2 separate regions of the Homo sapiens genome follow, and region 1 is linked to region 2. A link is an interaction called in ENCODE POLR2A ChIA-PET data of the cell type or tissue named here. Cell type or tissue: PC-9. All regions are shown on one strand. Links, peaks and the distances in the headings refer to the core of each region. The heading gives the core; the rest is flanking DNA. Region 1 has its middle 48 kb from the start of HES1. Region 2 holds the start of LINC02028 (long intergenic non-protein coding RNA 2028).

What was found. Peaks named below come from ENCODE experiments on the same cell type or tissue, not always from the same donor. Only the 100,000 strongest peaks of a DNase experiment are listed, where the experiment ranks them.
Region 1: POLR2A ChIA-PET joins it to region 2 with 8 read pairs; 2 of 35 experiments call an interaction of 5 or more read pairs at or near these places.

The regions. Positions count from the first base shown.
Region 1 is chr3:194,178,451-194,190,509 of GRCh38, forward strand. No RefSeq gene overlaps it. Among named protein-coding and RNA genes, the nearest start is that of HES1, 48 kb to the left of the region's middle. In PC-9, for the core only: no CTCF peak of the experiment used is centred there; a DNase peak (open chromatin) is centred at 6,181.
Region 2 is chr3:194,059,050-194,071,108 of GRCh38, forward strand. LINC02028 (long intergenic non-protein coding RNA 2028) reads right to left here and starts at 11,921. Exons shown (of 3, transcript NR_136179.1): 1 at 11,773-11,921. It overlaps LOC102724877, which reads left to right and starts at 11,040. Exons shown (of 6, transcript XR_002959666.2): 1 at 11,040-11,226. RefSeq lists an enhancer at 3,513-4,013 and a silencer at 11,939-12,059. In PC-9, for the core only: no CTCF peak of the experiment used is centred there; no DNase peak of the experiment used is centred there.

The DNA.
Region 1 (12,059 bases), core at 1,622-9,621, 120 kb after region 2:
GTCAACCCTCAGTAAATCCACACTTGATCCCACTCCATGATATCTTTTCTCTTTCACTGCTAAACGGCCTGATGAACTTAGCTGAAGCTACCAGATACAACTTTCAACATCCTTCTAGGTGGATCCTCGTTGTTTTTGTTCACTCAGCTTCAAGGTTAAAAAAAACAAGCAAAAAAAAAAAGACCAAAGATCATAAACAATCTTGCTACTTTTCATGCCTCCTCAGCATTTGAAAGTTTTGGCAAAAAACCCAGTGAATGATAAAAAGAATTGTTTACATTCTCGAAGGCAATTTGGTTGAGGTCCTTGTGCCCTGGTGCCAAGACTTCTGAGACTCTCGGTCTCTATTTGTCCCCCGCCTGATTTCTGTCCTGATTGGCACCTACAAAAAAGGCTTTGGCATTCAGTGGCGCCAACTTCCTCATCTCCCTGGAGAAACAGGCTACAAACCCACGAGAGGATCCAATGCATCCAGTCACTCAGCAAACATTCATGGAGAAGCTACTGTGTGCCAGGCATTGTTCCAGGCATGGAGGGATACAGTCACAAACAAAACCAAGTCCCTGCCCTAACGGAACTCCTCAGGGGAGGGGGTGCACATTAAATAACCATAATAAATAATATTTCAGATGATGGTATGTGGTATGAATAAATAATATTTCAGATGATGATATGTGGTATGAAGAAAATACAGCAGGGGAAGGGGGATGCTCTTCAGAAGAACAGCCCCTCCAGGAGTGCTTAGGACGCTGGCTGCAAAAATTCACGCACATTTCTAACGCCACTTCATCTCCCTTTAGTAGTTTTGCGAGCAGGCAGGAAATAGGAAATCGTTGGCATAAGTGTGCCCTGAAAGATGTCAAAGGCTGGATCCATCCACAAAAGCAACTGCAACACTGAGGTTGCCTGGCCTGGAGCAGGCGAGCATGGGGGAAGCAGCTCTGGGTGGGTAGTTGGCAGCCCTGACCTTTGTTTCCCGATCTGCCACCCAGGCTCAGTATGCCCTTCCCCATATCCCTTCACCCGATCTGCCACCCAGGCTCAGTATGCCCTTCCCCACATCCCTTCACCCGATCTGCCACCCAGGCTCAGTATGCCCTTCCCCACATCCCTTCACATCGCTGGATCCTCTGTAAAATGGAATATACAGCAGGTTGAGAGTTTCCTCTTTCCAGCCATCATTTTCTCCTAGCGCCATATTCTCTCAGACTTTTATTCCACATAGTCACTTTATTTTGGGTTTAAGTAGTTAATTTAGAAAAATGTCCCAAAGAGAGGGTTGATAGACCCCAGGAGTTCGAGGCAGTGAGCTATGATCGTGCCACTGCATACCAGTCTGGGTGACAGAGCAAGAGCCCCCCCACCCCCCCCAAAAAAAAAAAAGAAGAAGAGAAAAAAAACAACCTAAAGAATGGCTGGCAGACCTGGTCAAAGAGCTGTCTCGGGAAGAAATGATATATTCCTTCTCCAGCAGAAAGTGAGACCAGCCATCTAGAAACCAGAGCTAAGCCTTTGCACACACTTTATCTGAGAGAGAAAATTTAAAAATACAACCAAGAGAATTTTGGAAAAGAACAATAAAGGGAATCTTGTTTACTTACTTACAGCTTACTAGACAGCTATAGGAAGCTGCATATCATTTTGAACCATATTCCTCTGCTGGTGTGGGAAGAAGAAAATAGATCAATGCACTGAAGTGCTTCCATGACAGCTGGTAAACAGCTACTGCCCTGAACTCTCACAGTGCGTCCTGCTGACCTGGCCACCTTGGTCTCTCCCTTGGGACCCCTGACTCCTCACCCACCAGCTATTAAAGACTAACACCTGGGGGCGGGACGCGGTGGCTCACGCCTGTAATCCCAGCACTTTGGGAGGCCAAGGCAGGCGGATCACAAGGTCAGGAGATTGAGACCATCCTGGCCAACATGGTGAAACCCCGTCTCTACTAAAAATACAAAAAATTAGCCAGGCGTGGTGGCAGGCGCCTGTAGTCCCAGCTACTCAGGAGGCTGAGGCAGGAGAATGGCGTGAACCCGGGAGGCGGAGCTTGCAGTGAGCCGAGATCTAGCCACTGCACTGCAGCCTGGGTGACAGAGCGAGACTCCGTCTCAAAAAAAAAAAAAAAAATTAACACATGGCCCAGCAGGACCTCCTTGGACCCTACTTCAGCACCTCAGGCTGACGGCTAACTTCTGCACTGATCTGCAGACATTGCCCGATATGTGTATTATCTCACCGCTGAGCACCCTCAAACTCTCTTAGTGGTGGTTTGTCCTTTGAGAGTATAATTTGGCAGTTTCTATGAATTTTCAAACTATGCACACCCTTCAGCCCAGGAATTCCACTTCCCATCAGTTTTTCTACGAATATTTACATATGCAAAAGCTGTACAACAATTTTTATTGCAGCAGTTTAATAACAAATAAGGAAGCAACAACAGAAATAAGCTTACAGCCCAAAAATGAAGGCTGGTTAAATAATAGTCTATCCACGGAAGACTGCACCAACAGCCTTCAGTGACCCAGCAATTCACTGGCTTAGTGAATGGAGAAGTCCAGAAGAGAGGGGGTTTCGGGTTCCGTTCCATCAGTCCTCTGCTGTGTTGGTTATTCTCTTAGCTCTCCTCTCCTCTGTGTGCCACCTGCATCCTTTGTTGACCTCTCTCATCTATGGTGGTTCCAGGCCTGTCATCCACACACAGCCCAGCTCAGAGTGAGCGGGAGAGATCTTCTCTCCTACAGCTATTCAGAGACATCCTGGGCCGCAGTGGGATTGGAGCCCTCCTGAGCTCATTGCTGAGGTTTACACCTCCCAGGGCCCTCCCCTAGAGCTGCTGATGAGGTCAATCCCACCCAGATTCCAAGGCTGCTCCCCAAGGCGGAAGGGGCAGAGTGGATGGGTATGGGTCGGGGATGGGGGAGCCACCCAGTTTGGCTGGCCAGTATGGTGACCATGTTCTAGAAAGCCACCCTTAACTCACTGGGGGAAAAGGATGTATGGGGAATAAGAGTGGATGGAAGCAGGAAGACAAGTTAGGAGGCGGTTGCTATGGTGCTGACCAGAAAGGGAGACGGGCAGAGAGTCACAGGGTGCGATCGGCAGGGCTTAGGGCTTGGTCACCACCTAAACTGCATTGGGAGTATTGAGAGGGGTTTCAACAAAGCCAAGACCAGGGTGCAAAATTTAAGGGGATGTCGAAAAACTCAGTAATCAAGATACATAATATTTCAATGCAATATTTTTTAAAATAAAAAGGAATCCAAACATTTATGATGTATGAAATACTAAAAATTCACATAAAGACAGAAACTGTGACTGGGCATTTTCCTTTTTGGCCTCAGTCTCTAAAGTGGCTCGGCACGGCACTCACTGGAGGATGACCAACAGGTTACAAAATTGTGGTGCTTAAAAAAAGTTACTGGGATAAAGAATTGGTTTGAGGTAGAAGTTGGTGGGCTTTCTTTTAGCTGCTACAGGTATGTTCAGGCCTCTTAAACTGCAGCTGAGATCCATTTAGTGTAGGAATAAAAAACAGTTCCTGAGATTGTGTGATCAGAGAGGGAAAAGAGAATTTTCGCTCAACACTGAGACCACCTAATTCACTGTCTTCTCAAAATGCGCTGTAATATTCACTTAGCTTCCCCACATCAAATGGAATGTGGCAGGAGGGAATTCCGGGAAAGAGCCCACTGCATAAGCAATGTAAGTCGTGGATTACACCATCCCAGATCTCCAGCCAGGGGCCTAACCTGAGCTGTGACAGTCATATAATTACACTCTTGTATTCATTAATTCACCAACTTCCCCTCCTACTTCTGCTCTTCTTCTTCCTCCTCCTCTCCCTCCTCCTTCTGCTCTTCCTTCCTCCTCCTCCCCCTGCTCTTCTTCTTCCTCCTGCTCCCCCCTTCTCTTCCTCGTCCTCCTCGCATGCGTCAGGATGCGGAGTTAGGAAATGATGATGATGATATTGGTGAGAAGAAGGGGGAGAACAACAACATGCAGGATGAGAAAAAACAAAAAAGCTGAGAAGGAGAAAGGAAAGAAAAGGAAAAAAAGAAGAGAAAAAAGAGAAGGGAAGAAGAGAAGAAACAGGAAACAGTACTAAGTAGAGTCATTGTTTTTTTAAATTATGAACAAACTATTCTATGTGAATTTTAGAGTCGAAAACTGTTCTCCTCCCCCACTGCAGACTACAGCGACAAACCTAGAGAATGATCACAGATTGAGCAACAACTGTTTTCTTTCTTTTTTGTTTGTTTGTTTGTTTGTTTGAGACAGTCTTGCTCTGTCACCCAGGCTGAAGTGCGGTGGCACGATCTCAGCTCACTGCAACCTCCACCTCCCGGGTTCAAGCAATTGTCCTGCCTCAGCCTCCCGAGTAGCTGGGATTACAGGCACCCACCACCACACTGGGCAAATTTTTATGCTTTTCGTAGAGATGATGTTTTACCGTGTTGGTCAGGCTGGTCTCAAACTCCTGACCTCAAGTGATCCTCCCGCCTTGGCCTCCCAAAGTGCTGAGATTACAGGCGTGAGCCACAGTGCCTGGCCTGTTTTCTTTCTTTTTTAGTGAGGAAAGAGGCATAAGTCTAAGAGATATACCTGCCCTCAGCTGATGCTCCCAACAGGTGCCCTAGCTAGAGGAACAGGAGGTGTTTCCTGTGCAGAGGTGGTGTTTGCATCGAGCCTCACAACTCCACAGCTTGGCTCTATAGATGCTCATTAAGTTCCAGGGAATAAAAATATTATAAAGGTTAGTGGCTAAAGGAAATAACTGCTATCTTTTCTTTAAAAGAAAGAAGAAAAAGCCCACCAGTAATGATATCATTGCTACCTTGAATCTCAAATTTAGGTATAACAATGGGTCTTAGACAAAAGACATGGCCTGGAGGACTGAGCCAGATGGAGCAAGTTGGGCAAGGAACAGAGTTTCTTCCAAGTGAGGCCACTGAACTGTGAATGTGGTCACTAGAAGAGGCAACTTCCCTGTAAATTCAAAGTGTGCTGGCATTCCCATCACTAGGGACCACTCCTGGGCCCTGGAGTCAGAATCACCATGATCAGCAGCCCGTGAGGTGGAACTGCTTTCACCCCGTGGCTAGGAATTGTCCCAGTCCCTCAGTGGGCCAAAGAGGAGACCTTTTCAGGGGAAAGCCCGTGCATTTGTGTCTATGCCTTGTTTTGTAAAGAATCGTTTCAAGTTGAAATTATTTTTAATTAAAACAATAAAACCCCACTGGTATAGTTTTGATGGCACAAGTTTGCACTGACTAGTCTTGAACTGGGAGTCAGGAGGCCCCTTCCACTAATTTATTGGGTGACCTTGGGCAGATGACATCCTCTTTCTGGAGCTCAGTTTTCATATCTATAAATTAGGGATGATATAGATAATATAATGTAGACCCCCTTTGGTTCCCAGATATAGACGCATCAATGTGCTATAAGAGATTCACCAAGCAGGAGAAGGAGGTGGGGACAGTTAAGTACATTTTCTGGGTCAACCTCCTGATTCTGATTCCATAGGTCCAGGAACCTCCAGGCTGCTGCTGATAACCAGCCATTAAGTAATCCCTGGACTTAAATGACCTCTGCAGCCCTTTCTGGCCCAGGAAAGCCGGGGACAATCACTAAAAAAAGATATAACTATAAATTACATCAAAGTCATTTGGGGATAGAGCTTTCTTTGAAATGACGTGTAAAAGGAGGGCAGCGCGGCTCAGAGATTTCAGAAATATTTCAAAAAGTAACACTCCTGATAGGAAATACTATCTACATAAATAAATGAAATGAAAAAGGCCTTTTTTTTCCCTTTAATTTCCCCTCAACTTTAACTCCTTAAATTTCTACAGGAAGGGTAACAGGGGCAGAGAGTGAGGGAAGTCTATCTCCCTGACAATTCCCTAAAGTGATTTATTGTGGAGGTCACAATAGTCCCTGTTTGGACCTGTTACAGTTTGCTAAGCTCCACTAAGCTTAGGTAGTAGGAGATCCTTCATTGGAACACTTGTGTTGAAGGGAGGAGGAGGAGGAGAGGAAGAAGCCGCCACTGCTTTGTTTTTAGCTCTAGAGCTGCCTGAGGCCTGGTCTCAATCCTGGGACACGGTTCTGTTTGTCTTCCTTTTCTATTCAAGTTGCTGATGTTCCAGGCGTTCTCTGCCCCATTGCTCAGTGTTTGTTTATGGCAGCCAAGTAGAAAATTGTAATGTCTGTAATTGTTATTGGTTTGCTGATTGTGTGACCACCTGGTTGGCTGGATTCCGGACAAAGGCAGTAAATCCTGCTTTAAGGCTAAAGCTGTGTACTTTAGGAGGAGGAAGAGGAGAAGGGGAAGTTTGGAGGTCTTTTGTTTGTGTCTGTGCCTTGTTTTGTAAAGAATCATTTCAAGTTGAAATTATTTTAATTGAAACAATAAAACCCTGCTAGTACACTTTTGATGGCACAAGTTTGCACTAGAAGAAGGCCTTCTTTTTTTTTTTTGCAATGAAATGCCCTGAAATTGAGGAATTCCTCAATAAACAACTTCATACTTGATTTGCTGTGTATGAAGTTGGATGTGCAGTTTCCAGATGTTTTCCAAAAGGCCCTGTGCTCTGAGGTACACAGACTGCTTCGAGACATCCCTCTGGTCTGCAGAGATCCCACAGCTGTTTTAGTAAAAAATTATTTTCTTTTAATTTCATAAAATGCCACATTCAACATGCACCTTTCATCCAGAGAGACCCTAAGATGTTCAAAGGATTCAGAATTAGCGACCCATCCCCTACCCTCTGGAGTCATACACAGAAAATATTTAACATCTGTACTGCTATACCACCCAAAAGTTTTAAATTGAAGGAAGATGTGTTTCTTGCACTAAATTACCAGAGGAATTTTCAAAGTAGAGCTCAGTTACCTAGGTTGGTCAGGACGTCACTGCAGGAAAACCCTTCTTTTTCTCAAAGCGCTGAGGCGCGATGAATGAGCAACCAGCCCTTTCCCTGCCTCTTGCCCCAGAGATGGCACTGCAGGCGGTACCGGTTTCCAGCACTCAACTGGCTCTGGTGTGGTTAATAATAATAGTATTGGCCAGGCGCCGTGGCTCATGCTGTAATCCCAGCACTTTGGGAGGCTGGAGCGGGTGGATCATCTGAGGTTAGGAGTTCAAGACCAGCCTGGCTAACATGGGGAAACCCAGTCTCTATTAATAATACAAAAATTAGCTGGGCCTGGTGGTGCATGCGTGTAATCCCAGCTATTTGGGAGGCTGAGGCAGGAGAATCTCCTGAACCTGGGAGGCGGAGGTTGCAGTGAGCCGAGATCGTGCCATTGCACTCCAGCCTGGTGACAATAGCAAAACTCCATCTCCAGATTAAAAAATAATAATAACAATAGTAATAATATTACAGCTGGCTTCACTGAGTGCTTACAGTCTACCAGACCTTGAATCCAATGCTTAATGTATATGGTTTCATTTAATTCTAATAAAATAGCAACTTTATTGGGTGAGTATTGTTACTGTCCTGATTTTATAGAAGAAAAAAACTTACAAGGCTCAGAGAGTTAGTTCAGTTGTTGAGTCAAAGATCACAAAGCCAGGAAGTTAGAATTTAAATCCCGTTTTGTCTGCCTTGCATCCATGCTATTTGTCACCATGTCCCACTTGTCCTGATGCTACAAGGTGCTGAGGTATGTCCTCCGACAAATAGTGCATCTTACCAAGAACCCGGTGTGTGCAGAGTTGTGGGTTATGATCAGAAGTGGAGAGGAGGCTGGGTGTGGTGGCTCACGCCTGTGATCCCAGGACTTTGAGAGGCCGAGGAGGGCGGATCACGAGGTCAGGAGTTCAAGACCAGCCTGGCCAACATGGTGAAACCCCATCTCTATTAAAAATACAAAAATTAGCTGGGCGTGACAGTGGGCACCTGTAATCCCAGCTACTCAGGAGGCTGAGGTGGGAGAATCACTTGAGCCCAGGAGGAGGAGGATGCAGCGAGCCAAGATCGCGCCACTGCACTCTAGCCTGGGCAACAATAGCAAAACTCCATCTCAAAAAAAAAAAAAAGTGGGTAAGAGAATAACCAAGAATAACCAAGAATAACCAATCCTACCCTTACAGAGCTTACTAACAAGGTGACCCATTGCCCCAGTGTGTGCCTCAGACCGTCCCAGCTTTAGCATCCAGAGTCCCGTATGCCAGGTATGGGAGGCGGAATTCTAGGATGACTCTCCAAATTCCCTACTGCACATACACCTTCTCCAGTTATTGAATCAAACCTTAAATCTAGGTGTTATTATGAAGGGAGTTTACAGATGTAACTAAGTTGACTTTAAGATAGGGGGATTAGCCAGGTGGGCCTGACTTTATCAGATGAGTCTTTTAAACCTGGGTCTAGAGGTCAGAGACATAAGGCAGAGAGATTTGAAGTCTGATTCCACACGGCTTTGAAAATGGAGGGGGTCACACAGCACGGAATGTGGTTGACCTCATCCAGTGCTTACAGTACCCTGGTCCTATTATGCCCTTCTTAGACATGAGGAAACTGAGGCACGGAAGGTTCAGCTTCAGGTCCAAGGTCATATAGCCAGCGCGGAACAGCACTGAGATTGGTGGTCAGACCTTGGAGCCACAAGTCCGTGGGAGGCCCCTGCACACAGGCGGAGCTGGGAGTGACCTCCAGCTGACAGCTGGTAAGGAGATGGGGGCCTCAGCCATATAGTGCAAGAAACTGCATCCTGCCCACCGCCTGTGTGAGCCTGAAAACGGATTTACTCAGCCTGGCAGACACCTGAATTTCGGCTCTTTTTAGACCCTGAGCAAAAAGCCCAACCACGCCTCGCTTGGACTTCTGACTGACATATAGAACTGTGAGCTAATATGGGTGTTGATCTAAGCTGTCAAGTTTGTTATGCAGCAATAGAAATGTAATATACTAGGAAACCCTTCAGCCCCGGGCAGACTGGAACAGTTGGTCACCCCAGATGAGCACAGACCATGTGACCCCTGTGTGTCATGGGAGGCAGCTAGAGGGTGGGATAGGACAGGAGGGAAAGGGCTGAAGGCACTTTAGGAGGAGGACACCAAATAAGCAAAGACAGAGAGACAGGAATACGCAGGGATGTCAACCAAGATGCCAGCAAGGTGCCAACTGAGAGGGTTAAGTGCATAGGGGCAGAGGCTTTGCAACTTCAGCATTTGAAAAGGGTCTGTTCTGGGGTCATGAAGATGGCAATGATATTAGCAGCCTGTGCTTACAGTTTTTTCGTTTCTGTCATTCTGGCACTGATCCAGTCCAACCTCTTCCAGGAACTCTGAACTCCCTGAAGGCAGGGCTGTGGCTTACCCAGCTGTGCAGCCCTAGCACCTAGCACAGAGTCTGGGGCGGCATCATTTTGTATTCAGGAAGTGCTCAATCAAGACATGGATGAATGGCCTATTGTGGACAAAATAATACCACTTTAGGACAAACTTGAGGCCGTGACATCCCAGGGAATGCTAAGAGGTTGAAGGGTTGACCTGCCATGCTGCCACCCCGCCTCCCTTGGGATCTGACCCTCCGCCTGTGTGCAGGGGCCTCCCACGGACTTGTGGCTCCAAGGTCTGACCACCAATTTCAGTGCCGTTCCACGCTGGCTATATCACCCTGGACCTGAAGCTGAACCTTTCGTGCCTCAGTTTCCTCATGTCTAAGAAGGGCATAACAGGACCAGGGTACTGTAAGGACTGGATGAGTCAATACGACATGTCAAGCTCTTAGAATGCAGCTTGGCGTGAATTTCAATGTTTAGTTGTTATTATCGTTAATTTTTACTTTATTTTTTATTTTTATGTATTTATTATTTTTTTTTTTTGAGACAGAGTTTCACTCTTGTTGCTCAGGCTGGAGTGCAATGGCGCGATCTCGGCCCACTGCAACCTCCACCTCCCGGGTTCATGCGATTCTCCTGCCTCAACTTCCTGAGTAGCTGGGATTACAGGCATGCGCCACCACACCCTGCTAATTTTAGTATTTTTAGTAGAGACGGGGTTTCACCATGTGTGCCAGGCTGGGCTTGAACTCCTGACCTCAGGTGATCCACCCGCCTCAGCCTCCCAAAGTGCTGGGATTACAGGCATGAGCACCGCTCCCGGTCTAACTTGTATTTTAAATAGTGATGATGGGTCTCCTTCGACCAGAACTTTAGCTGGGCTCCTCTGGGTCCTCTGCTTGACTAGGCCCTACCTTGGCTTCCTTCCCTGTCCTTATAGAAGCCAGTCTGAGCAAGAATCCTGCCAAGTCAGTTTAGCAAAAGTCTCCCACTTTTGGTATCTCATCACCCTGGCCGGCCTTCAGCAAGACTCCTGTTAAGTCAAGTCAGCCAGAAACCCCTTATCTGTGATATTTCCTCTTAGTAATTTCCCATCCATTGACCCCCACCCTGCTTCTTGGTTAGAAGTCTCCACCTGTCCTCGTTGCAGCTGGAGTTGAGTCCCACCTCTCTCCCCAGCTGCAAGACCCCGTTGCTGAAGTCCCTGCACCCCTTGTCTCCACGGCTCCCCTTGAAGAAAGTTGACCTTAGCATCTTGAACAAGTGTTTGAATAAATTTCTTTCTTTAACAATAGTAATGACATATTTGCTGCCAAAATTCAGATGGAGACACTTCGTGCACCCTGCCCCAGCCCAAGGGCGTTTTCATTTTACTCAAAGATTCTTGAAACCACAAAAACCTTTTAGGACCCAACGGGAAGACTGCCCAATGGAGGTGGGTTCGACAGAGACCTCCCCAGGATGAGTAAACCTGGCCCTCTAGCTGGGTGCTCCTCAAAACACACCAGCCTTGCTGCACCTGGAGTTGTTGAGAACTGCAGAATCTCAGTCCTCTTCCAGGCAGCCTGAGTCAGAATCTGTATGTTCACAGGGTCCCCCGGGAAAGGCACCGGTCTAGACGAATTCCTATCAGCCCTGCATCTGGGCAACGCGGAATCTCTCTGACCTTTACTTACGATTTGCTTTAAAAGTTAAGTGTTTAAGCACATAGGCGAGCCAGACCAGAGAACTCTCAGTTGGCAAGAGATAACCTCATTTCCAGGGACAGCTGGCTCTCTACGTGTTTGAACAAACTGGCATTATCCAAGAGCTCTAATGGTCTGAAGTCAGGCTTAAAACTCAGCAAAAATAAACTTTCCAGGAAATTTTTGGCACACCCAGTTTCCAAACCCATCATCTCAGGAATGTTATCCAAGCAGTGGCCTCTTTCCCCACATCTAACTCTATTTCCAGTTGGGACAGTTCTTTCTCTGGCCTTGAACTGACAAAACACACACAAATGAGGGAAAACAGGGAGGCCACATTTAGTGTGGGCCTTTAGATAAGTCTCCGGGAAAGTCCATAATCTCATTTTGGCACTATTAGTGTTTGGCTTCTTAAGGCAAATGTTATTTTAAAAGAATGTCTTAAACCTGAGGGACGTGTGCTCTTGGTCACTGGGGTTCAAAGAGGTACACTTGTGAGGGCGAGAAGTAGAAACCACCGTCTGTCCTTCTTGCGGCTGTTGATGCCATGTTCTTTGTTGCCTCACTTCTCCCTTTTTTTTTTTTAATTTTATTATTATTATACTTTAAGTTTTAGGGTACATGTGCACAATGTGCAGGTTAGTTACATATGTATACATGTGCCATGCTGGTGTGCTGCACCCATTAACTCGTCATTTTGCATTAGGTATATCTCCTAAAGCTATCCCTCCCTGCTCCCCCCACCCCACAACAGTCCCCAGAGTGTGATGTTCCCCTTCCTGTGTCCATGTGTTCTCATTGTTCAATTCCCACCTATGAGTGAGAATATGCGGTGTTTGGTTTTTTGTTCTTGCGATAGTTTACTGAGAATGATGATTTCCAGTTTCATCCATGTCCCTACAAAGGACATGAACTCATCATTTTTATGGCTGCATAGTATTCCATGGTGTATATGTACATTTTCTTAATCCAGTCTATCATTGTTGGACATTTGGGTTGCTTCCAAGTCTTTGCTATTGTGCCTCACTTCTCAAGTGAGCGGAACACCCAAATCTTCCTTGAGGATGAAAACTCAAATTAGCCACGTCT
Region 2 (12,059 bases), core at 1,633-9,632:
GGGGTTTATTTGTGTTTTCAATCAATAGAAACCAAAAACAACCTTTGCAGGGTTATGATATTTCATGCAAAGAAGCTCCAAGAAGCTCTTTTTATCCCCTCTGCAGCTATTTCTACATAAATCCCCAGATTTTTTTAACGCAGTTAATAATTATAATTCCATTTAGTTTTCTGAGCACATACTACATGTTTTACCTGCTGTCATCTCATTTGTGATAACACTTGGAGAGTAGTTATTCTTAATTCTTATTTGCCAGATGAGAAGACAGGCTCAGAAAAAATAAGCAGTAGCTAATAAGGGACACAGCCTTTACATCTGAGAGCTACAAAGCTGTGCTGATTCCACCACCAGAAACCATTTCCAGTGTTTAAATATTACTAAATAAATAGACGGTTAGATTCATGGACAGGAGTTTGTTCTTTTAATTCCCAAGCTTGCTCTTTAGGTGACAGGCATACAGTGGAAGACAAGTTTCTGGCCAGGATAATACTATATAGCATTACTAAGCCTCTGAGCCTCAGTTTCCCTTCTCCAAAATGAGACATATATTTAAGGTATATATCCAGCTCTGACATCCAGAGACTTATTCGAAATGAAAAGCTTAGGCTCAGGCCGGGTGTGGTGGCTCACGCCTGTAATCCCAGCGCTTTGGGAAGCCAAGGCGGGTGGATCACCTGAGGGCAGGAGTTTGAGACTAGCCTGGCCAACATGGTGAAACCCCGTTTCTACTAAAAATACAAAAATTAGCTGGGCATGGTGGTGGGTGCCTGTAATCCCAGCTACTCGGGAGGCTGACATGGGAGAATCACTTGAACCAGGGAGGCAGGGATTGCAGTGAGCCAAGATCGCACCACTGCACTACAGCCTGGGTGACAAGAACGAACCTCCATCTAAGAAAAAAAAAAAAAGCTTAAGCTCTTTGGTCCATCACTGGCATGGCATAGTATTAATCACCCCTTTCCTGACTCCCTGCTTCTATTCATCTAACTCTGTGGTTCTCAACGTTAAAATCTCCTGGAGGAGCTTTTAAAAATACAGATGCTTAGGCCTCGCAGCCAGAGATTCTGCTTTCATTGGCTTGAAGTATGGCCCAGGCCTCAGCATTTTTCAAAAGCTCCCCAGGTGAATGTGTAGCCAGGGTTGAATATTGATCTAACCTAGTGAACGACTCCAGTTTCATCCACCCCAGCTGTGCTTTTATAAATGTAGTTACCATAACTGGAATTACTTTTTATAAAATCCAATAAGACTAGCGCTACCAGAGTCAATCTCAAAACAGATGTGAGCTTTCACTCTATTTAATTGTGTATTTTGCTTAAATAAGTTAAGGTGTCTCACCAAAGCTTCAAAATGCTGTTAAGTGTATGTGTGTTTGTGTGTGTGTGTGTGTGTGTTTGTGTGTGTGTGCGTGTGTGTTGTTGCTGATCCTTTCCTAAGGGACAGAGACAGAATAGTACTATAAGAACCAGAAGGTTCTAGGTCAATCTGATCCAATAATTGATTGGCCAAGTGAAATAAATCACATAAAATATTTATTTAACCCAGGGATAATGCCCATTCTTTGGAACTGGCTTGTGTTAGACCCAGCCTAAGAGACTGGTCTGAGCTGGAGGTGGTAGAAGTATGAAAGTCAGGATAAGAGGTCAGGCCGGAGCCATTTGAATCCCCAGTGGCTCTAGGCTATTTTATGTACGATTAGTCTCTCATGTTGGCATCTATGAGAGATGTCAAACTTTCCAAGGCACTCCATCTAAATGTGATCCAATGACATAAGTGCCCAGGGAAAGCCCAAACACTCTTATCAATCAAAAAAGATTTAGTTTTCCTATATAGAAGGATCTACTGATTTCTTGATATACAGAAGAAATCTAGCGTTTGTTTTGTAAGTAAATGTCTATAATATTTTAAATGTTCATTAAACGTAAGCTTCTGCTTTGCTGGTTTGCATGACCCTAAGGGACCCATCTCCCCACTGCCACATCATGCACACACACAAACCTCACATACACACTTCACTGAAGTTTTGGGTTTTACATATGCATATACAGGTACTCATACACACCCCCCCCACACACACACACAGTGTCATGTGGTGCATAACAACGTTTCAGTCAACGATGAACTTCATATATGAAGGCAGTCCCATAAGATTATAACACCATATTTTTAGTGTACCTTTTCTATGTTTACATATGTTAAGATACACAAATACTTACCATTGAGTTATAAGTGTCCACAGCATTCAGTGGATGACATGCTGTACAAGTTTGTGGCCTGGGAGCAATAGGCTGTACAATATAGCCTAGGTGTGTAGTAGGCCATACCATCCAGGTGTGTGTAAGTGCCCTCTATGGTGTGTTCACACAATGATGAAATCACCTAACAATGCATTTCCCAGAACGTATCCCCATCCTTAAGTGGCGAATGACCATGTATATAAATGGAAGCAAGCATGTAGTTTCACTCAGCCTCTGGTGACATGTTTAAGGTGAATGAAACACTACCTTTGGTGTTAGTTGACACTGTGGTCGGAACAGTGATTTCTCCAAACATCTTTGGTATGGACTGATATTCAAACAGGTCAAGCAATGCTGGGGACCTTTGGCCTTTACCTGTTACTTATAAATAATCTCAACCATACAAAACAGACAAAAGATTTTACTTAATGACTTAATGTAAAAATGCATGAAATTGCTTGCATGTTAAACTGCTGTGTTTCCCCTTGGCCATAGAAAGATTAACATTTCTGTTTGGGGAATGGTTTTGATCTTGCCTTCCAGCCACAGTATTTACATTCCAGTAAAGTTCATCTGGATTAGTTAATATTCACATGAATGAATATGCAGCCCCAGATCATGTTCTTAAATAAAATTAAATCCAAAGAAGGTGGGGAGACTTATTCTAATAAACTAAAGATGAAAATCACAAAAAGATGCAGAAATACTTGCTAATGTAAATGTCCATGATAAACTCTGGGCCAAAAAAAAAAAAATCATCTAAGGACTAAACCAAGGCAGGAACATACTGATGAAAGTGTGCCTAAAGGAAGAAACAGGGAAACCATCTTGTCAACCCAAATACATTGCCCTGCATAGATCAAAGATGGGTCTGTGCTTTAAAAAATTAAATTTAAAAAAATCATCCTAGATATGAGAAAGGACTTTGAAGTATCAGGGAAGTTGTCATTTCTTGTGTGAAATACAGGTATCAGATCAGAAATGCCGACTTGAACAAAGGAGCTAATGGTATAGTTTCCAGAGCAGGAAGTGTTTTCTGTCCCTACACCCCCGGCCTTTCTCTTTTCTGTAATGATATGTACTCTGAGTTTGAGGGGAGAGGTAACCTAATGAAAATGTTTTTTCTAATTTCTAAGAAATTAGAAAATTACTGTCTTTTTTTTTTTTTTTGAGACGGAGTCTTGTTTTGTTGCCCAGGCTAGAGTGCAGTGGCGCTACCTCGGCTCACTGCAAGCTCTGCCTCCCGGGTTCACACCATTCTCCTGCCTCAGCCTCCCGAGTAGCTGGGACTACAGGCGCCTGCCACCACGCCCAGCTAATTTTTTTGGATTTTTAGTAGAGACGGGGTTTCACCATGTTAGCCAGGATGGTCTCGATCTCCTGACCTCGTGATCCGTCCGCCTCGGCCTCCCAAAGTGCTGGGATTACAGGCGTGAGCCACCGCGCCCGGCCGAAAATTACTGTCTAATGCAATAAACATTTATTGAGCACTTTCTATGTACCAGGCAGTCACTGGGCTAAGCATAAAGGTTCCAAGATGAGTGAGATCCAGTCACCTTCCTCAAGAAGCCCCAGCAGGGGATACAGCTTATATTGAAGATTCATCTGAGGTATTAGTGCAACCAGTTTCACAGCTGATAAATTCAGTTGCTCACAACTTGAGGCTGGGGGGGTGGGAGGGAATGAGCAGGAGGTTTGGCAGTAACTTGAGCATGCCACCAGCTTTGAACTCTAGCCAATTTTTATGGTTAATGCTGGAAATTAACCCGATATGATCATCATTTCAAATCCAACAAAAGATTCCTCAGAGCCAGCCCTGGGCAAGGATTCATGGGAGGTGCTATGGAGCGGGTAGAGATGAATAAATGAGGGTCCCCTGCTCCTCTAGAGGTTTCCAACCAAGTTTCCAGATAAGAAGGAAAACCCCGTAAGTAATGTCAAGGACATCCCATTGTGTATGGTAGGGAAAGATGTAATTGGTTCTCTCCAACAGAAACTACAGTGTGGAAGAATAACGGTTTTGAAATGTGTGGAAGAATAATGCCTTAAAAGCACAGTAGGTCAAAATGCCAGAATGACAAATTAGCTTTGCTAACCACTTGGTGAATGGCCTTTTTTTCAGCACCTTGGGCTGATTAAGAAGTAGATATTAACTGATGAGTTTCTCTTTTCCAACACAGACATTTAACCCTTTGCAGAGAGGTTTTAGAAGCTATCAATTTGTAACTTAGGCTTTTCAGGAAAAGCGAAGTACTGGTGGTACATTTGAATTCCAAAGAGAGATGCTGGTAAAATCCCAAACCACCACCTCTAGGCAAGAATTGGAGCAAAAAGCATCACTTGAAGGAAATGTTACTTAATTGCTTGTTTTTTATTATTCTAACTGTCCACGTCCACTCCTTCAGCTATTTCCTCAAGTCTTCCCCTACCACCCAGGCCTGGATGGCTGCTCCTGCACCTACATTCTTACAGGTCCCTGAGGTGTATCCCTGGATCTTACATCCCAGTCAGTACTGTTTCAGGCTCGTCTTTGACTGGGTCACGGTTGTAGGTGTGGCCTTCCCAAATAATCTGGGACACCCTGACACGAAAGGTCACATCTGTCCCTCTGACTCCCCACTGCTCCTTGCACATCGTGGTTTGTACAATAGGGCTGAGCATGGGCTGACAATGGAAGCCTTGGACTTGGACCAGAAGACCTGGAGACCATGCCCCGTGTGGCCCCCAACTGACTAGTGATTGACCTTGGAAAATTAGCTTTTTTCTGTCTGAGCTTTAGTGTCCCTGTCCATAGAGTGAAGAGGATAGATTCTTTAAGGCCCATCCCTAGTGTTCTATGATTGTGCGATTTCTAACAAATGCCAGATTGTACCTCCATTTCTCTCTCTCTCTCTACACACACACAAACACACACACACTGAAACATGCACACGTACCCGCCTTGTACCTCACTTCTCCTTTCTTCTCCCTGTATTTGTGAAGTAGCAGGCAACTGTACCATTTCAAATGAAGCAAACACACAACCTCACATTATTGCTGTTAGGCCTCTACTGATAAATGCTCCTAAGACTGGCAGTTATTCTAACAATATCAACATAACATTGACCCCAACTCCCACTGAATACAAAACTGAGCACCACATGTGTCCAATTCTTCACCGTTTATAGGACAGTTTTACACCCTATCCTCTATAATTCTACAGTAACCTGTTATTGGTGAACCCATTTTACAGAAGCGGGTTCAGCACAGTCACATAGCTCTTCAGGAAGTTGTCTTCACTGCACAGAAACCAGCCGCCCCTCCTTGAGGTGCCTCAGGCCAGCTGCAGCTCCTTCTGCTCTAAGCCGGAGTCAGGAGGGAGTAGTGAGAGTTCACAATGAGAAAAGAACAAGGAGAAGAGATGGAGAAAGAGGAAGGGAGAGGAGAAGTGGGTAGCTATGGGCCTGATACTGAGGAAAAGTCCCCAGCCTTAACCTGACCTCAGCTCACAATGCCCTACACCTCCTGGGATTTAGAACCCGTGAGTTACTCTTCTGACCCTCTGCCACTTCCTTGCCCTCTCCTGCCCTCTCCCCTGCTGTGGCTTCCCTAAAAAGAATGTCCCTTGCAATCTCTCTCCAGCTGTTTGATCTTTTTAAATGTCCCTCACTTGTCTGTGGCATGTGCTTAAACCAAAAAATAGACCTTGGGCATTCAAGATGGGAAAGAGTATTAAAAGGCAAAAGCCTGCCTCGTGCCAGGGGTGTGGGCAGCCCCTAGATATCTATGATGACCAGATGTCCTGGATTTGCTGGGACAGGCCTAATTTAAAACCTTCTAGTCTCTTGCCCCATAAGTACCTTCACACTTGTCAGACCATGTGTCCCTATTTGGGGCTTGGAAAATATAGTTACCACATGGATACCCGATATCCAAGTGTCACACAGGCCCAGTGTCAGCGTCAGGGGTGGGAAGTGTACAGATATTGAAGCCAGATGGAGCTGCAGTCAACCAGCTCTGCCACTTACCATCTGTGTGGCTTCAGGCAGTTTTTATTCTTTCCAAGCCTCAGTTTCTTCATCTAGACAATGACTAGTTAACCAATAAGTCAGCCCCATAGAGTTTGCCTTATCAGCAAAACCAGTGCTCCTAGACACTTAATACCTTCCAGCCATTCTGTCTGTGCTGTCATATTGTTTTAGTACTTCAGATTTTGGTCACATTTGATGCATTACTATTTAAAACATTAACATAAATGTATGGTTCAGGGAGCATCTTAAACAGCCATGATAATGGAACCAAAATACCCGAACAGATATAAAACATTCTTATTTCTTCCTGCCCATTTATTCTAAATCCCCCATTCCTCAGGACTCCATTCATATCCACTACCCACTGTTCCCTAACAGTTTCATGTGGACTGATCCTGTCCCAGCGGGGTCAGGGTTCTCATCTGGATGTTGCTGTAGGCTCCAGGTGGCTTTTGCTTCTGTTCTCATGCCCTGCAATCCACTGGCCACAGCTCCAACAAGTGGACCTTCCTTGAGCGCCTTTCCCCACCTAGTACTCAAGGGCCAAGGTGGGCAATAGAAGGTGGGGTTGGGGGGTCCACTGTGGAGACAGAAATTGCTCTATCTGATCCTGGTCCCCACTAACCTGCTGTGTGACTTAGGGCTGGTCACTTGATTTTCCCAACCTCAGTACCCTCATCTGAAAACTAGAGTTGAATTTCCTATATCTTGCACCCATGAGAAGCATTTTCAAAGCCTTACTATTACTATGTCATTGTAAAGGATTTACTTACAACTGATACCTCAGAAATTGAAATGATCATTAGTGGCTACTATGAGCAACTATATGCCAATAAATTGGAAAATCTAGAAGAAATGGGTAAATTCCTAGACACATACAACCCACCAAGACTGAACCATGAAGAAATCCAAAACCTGAACAGACCAACAATAAACAATGAGATCAAAGCTGTATAAAAAGTCTCCCAGAAAAGAAAAGCCCAGGATCTGATGGATTCACAGCTGAATTCTACCAAACATTTAAAGAAGAACTAATATCATTCCTGCTCCAACTATTCCAAAAAATAGAGGAGGGGGAATACTTCCAGACTCAGTCTATGAGGCCAGTACAACCCTGATACCAAAAGCCAGACAAAAACACATTGAAAAAAGAAAACTGCAGACCAATATTTCTGATGAATAATGGTATAAAAATCCTTAACAAAATACTAGAAAAGCAAATTCAACAACAAATTAAAAATATCATTCATGATGACCAAGTGGGATTTATCCCTGGGATGCAAGGATGGTTCAACATACACAAATCCATTAATGTGATACATCATGTATCACCAGAATGAAGGACAAAACCCATACAATCATTTCAATTGGTGCTGAAAAATCATTTGATAAAATTCATCATCTCTTCATGATAAAAACCCTCAAAAAAAAACTGGGTGTAGAAGGAACATACTTCAATATAATAAAAACGCTACACAACAGACCCATAGCTAGTGTCACACTGAATGGGGAGAAACTGAGACCCTTCCCTCTAAGATTGGGAACATGACAAGGATGCCCACTTTCACTACTGTTATTCAACATAGTCCTGGAAGTGTTAGCTAGATCAATCAGACAGGAGGAAGAGATATAGAGTTTCCAAATTGGAAGGGATGGTGTCAAACCATCCTTGTTTGCAGATGATATGATCTTATATTTGGAAAAACTGAAGACTCCATCAACAAACTTTTAGAACTGATCAACAAATTCAGTAAAGTTGCAGGATACAAAATCAACATACAAAAATCAGTAACATTTCTATATGCCAACAGGGAATAATCTGAAAAAAAATCAAGAAACTAATTCCATTTACAATAGCTACAAATAAAATAAAATACCTAAGAATTAACTAAAGTAGTTAAAGATCTCTATAATGAAAACCATAAAACATTGATGCAAGAAATTGAAGAAGACACACAAAAAATGGAAAGATATTCTGTGTTCACTGATGGGAAGAATCCATATTGTTAAAATGTCCATACTATCCAAAGCAATCTACAGATTTAAGTCAATCCCTATCAGCATACCAATGACATTCTTCACAGAAATAGAAAGAACAATTCTAAAATTTATATGGAACCACAAAAGACCCAGAATAGCCAAAGCTATCCTAAGCAAAAAGAACTAAATTGGAGGAGTAACATTACCTGACTTTAAATTATACTACAGAGCTATATTAACCAAAACAGCATGGTACTGGCCTAAAAACAGACACACATAGACCAGTGGAACAGAACAGAGAACCCAGAAACAAATCCATACATACACAGTGAACTCATTTTTGACAAAGGTGCTAAGAACATACATTAGGGAAAGGACATTCTCTTCAATAAATGGTGCTGGGAAAACTGGATATCCATATGCAAAAGAATTAAACTAGATCCTTGTCTCTTACCACATACAAATATCAAATCAAAATGGAATAAAGACTTAAATCTAAGGCCTCGAACTGTGAAACTACCAAAAGGAAACATTGGGGAAGCTCTCCAGGACACTGGACTGGGCAAAGATTTCTTGAGTTAATACCTCACAAGCAAGGCAACCATAGCAAAACTGGACAAATGGAATCACATCAAGTTAAAAAGCTTCTGCACAGCAAAGGAGCAAATCAAGACTGCAATGAGATATCATCTCACCCCAGTTAAATTGGCTTTTATCCAAAAGTCAGGCAATAACAAATGTTGGAGAGGATGTGGAGAACAGGGAACCTTCGTACACTGTTTGTAGGAATGTAAATTCGTACAACCACTATGGAGAACAGTTTGGAGGTTCCTCAAAGAGCTAAAAATAGAGCTATTATATGATTCAGCAATCTCACTCTTAGGTATATACCCAAAAGAAAGGAAATGAGTCTATCAAAGAGACATCTGCACACCCATGTTTACTGCAGCACTAGTTACAATAGCCAAGCTTTGGAGGCAACCTAAGAGTCCATCATGGCTAAATGGATAAACAAAATATGGGACATATATGCAACCGAATACTATTCAGCCATGAAAAAGAATGAGATCCCGTCATTTCCAACAACATGAATGGAACTGGAGGACATTATGTTAAGTGAAATAAGCCAGGCACAGAAAGACAAACTTCACATTCTCACTTATTTGTGGGAGCTAAAATTTAAAATAATTGAACTCATGGAGATAGAAAATAGAAGGATGGTTATTAGAGGCTGGGAAGGGTAATGAGGGGGTTGATAGGAGAGTGGGGATGGTTCATGGGTACGAAAAATAGGAAGAATGAATAATACCTAGTATATGTGAGCATAACAGGGTGACTATAGTAAATATATATATATATATATATATATATATATATATATATATATAATTATTTTTTTTTTGAGACGGAGGTTTGCTCTTGTTGCCCAGGCTGATCTCGGCTCACTGCAGCCTCTGCCTCCCGGGTTCAAGAAATTCTCCTGCCTCAGCCTCTGGAGTGGCTAGGATTACAGGCATGCGCCAACACGCCCGGTTAATTCTGTATTTTTAGTAGAGACAGGGTTTCTCCATGTTGGTCAAGCTGGTCTCGAACTCCCGACCTCAGGTGATTCGCCCACCTCGGCCTCCTAAAGTGCTGGGATTACACGGCTGAGCCACCAAGCCCAGCCTCGTAAAAATAATTGAATCATACACTTAAAAATAACTGAAAGAGTATAATTGGATTGTTTGTAACACAAAGGCTAAATGCTTGATGTGACGGATACTCCATTCACCCTGATGTGGTCATTATGCATTGCATGCCTGTATCAAAATACCTTATGTACCCCATAAATATGTACCACCTACTATGTACCCCCAAAAATTAAAAATTAAAATAAATTTAAAATTTTTTTTAAAGGATGTATTCCTCCACTCCCAAACCGCCTTCAGCAACTACTTCCAGGCACATCAAGTAAAAACTCAGCATTCAAAACCCTTCGAACACACCCAGCATTCAGAGTCCTCCATACTCTGGCCATACCCCCAAGCTTCTCTTACCTATTTCCCACGAGCACATGCTTTTTGTACCGGCCATAGCCAGCCCCTTGCTGCTGGCTCACCCTTGCCTCTGAAGCTGTGCCATACTGTTCCCTTCACCAGGCACGCCCTCCATGCTCCTATCTAAGCATTCCCTCCTTGAGTCTCTCTAGACTGAGTCACATCCTTTCCCCACTGCTATGGACTGAACTGTATCCCCCAAAAGCCATAGGTTGAAGCCCTAGCTCCCCGTGTGACTGTATTTGGAGACCTGGCCTTTATAGAAGTAATTAAGGTTAACTGAGATCATAAGGGTGGGGCCCTAATCTGATAGGATTGGTGTCTTCATAAGAACAGACTTGCTCTCTCTCTGTGGTCACATGACGACACAGTGAGCAGACAGCCTTCTGCAAGCCAGGAAGAGCACCCTCACTAACAACCTAATTCGCCATCATCTTGATCTTGGATCTCCCAGCCTCCAGAGCCAGGAGAAAATAAATGACTATTGTTTAAGCCACCAGTCTATGGTATTTTAGCAATCATTCATACACACACACAGCATCTGCTTTGTGCCAGCCACTATACAAGTCACTTTAGACGCAGTATCAGTTGATCTCCATTTTACAGATGAGAAAACCGAAGCTTAGATTAAGCAACTTGCCCAAGGTCACACATCTGGTGAGATTCCTAGCCAGTGGTAAATTGCATAACATTCAGCCAACAAACAGAGCAGCTGCCATAAGCAGAGTTCTCAAATAATCATTTGTGTGGAAATCAAAAAGGAGGGCAACACAGTCTCTGCCCTCAGGAAACTCCGGAAGGGAGGAGAGGACAGGTAGGCCATGAGTTACAGGGGGCCACAAACGTCATAAACAGGCGTTTGTCAAAGGCCGCCGGAGAACCGGGAAGCAATGATTGGGCAAATCTGGGAAGACTTCCACAGAGGAGGTGGCAAGCCGGAACAAGGCACACAAATGCCAGGTGCTCGTAGAGGGCTGGATACAATGGGGGCTTCACTACCAGGCCTGTCAGGTGGGGCACCCCCAGAAAATCAGGCTGAGGTGACGGACTGGGACGTCTCGCAGCATGAGGCTGAGTTTAGGCAAAGCTGTCGGGGTCCCAGGACCCATGATTTCCCCCCACCCCCGTCTGCCCCATTCCCAACTTCTCTATGGGGCAGGAACTCGACGAGGGGCACCATGCTGCAGAGAAAGGGCGCCATGCCTTTGGGGCTGGGGCTCGGCAGAAGGTCCTCTGAGCGTGGATTCCAACAGGAGCTCTGCCGCCACCCAGCAGGGTGACCTTGAATACGTCTGCCCGCATGGCTGGGCTTCAAAGACCTTGCCTGGGTGATGTGTGAGCACATGTGATTCCCGCTCACACCAGGCTCTAGGCTACCGTGCAGGCGGGAGCGCGTGGGGTGGTGCAGATCCCTTGCCTCGCCCCGGTGGGGGAGGCTGTTTCTGATTTGGGGGAGCAGGCAGCGTGGGGCCTCCCGTTCAGAGCTCTCTCACCACTGGGCCTGACCTCAGGGCGCCTGGCTGGGGCCAGGAAGGCGTTCGCGTCAGACAACCCCAGCGGGGAAGCCCCCCTCTCCCGCGGGCCAAACCGCAGCTTCTTGCAGCCACTCGCCCCGGCCGGTTTCGGGAGGAGGGCGGCGCTCCGAAGGCGGCCGCGCGCAACGGGGCCTCGGTCTGTGGACCAGCGTCCCCTGAGAAGCAGAAGGGGTGTGAAGGGCAGGAAAGGGGCCGTGCCGGGCTGTCCCTCCCGCCGCCTGCTCCGCGGGTGGCGCCCGGGGCCGGGTGGCAGCGGGG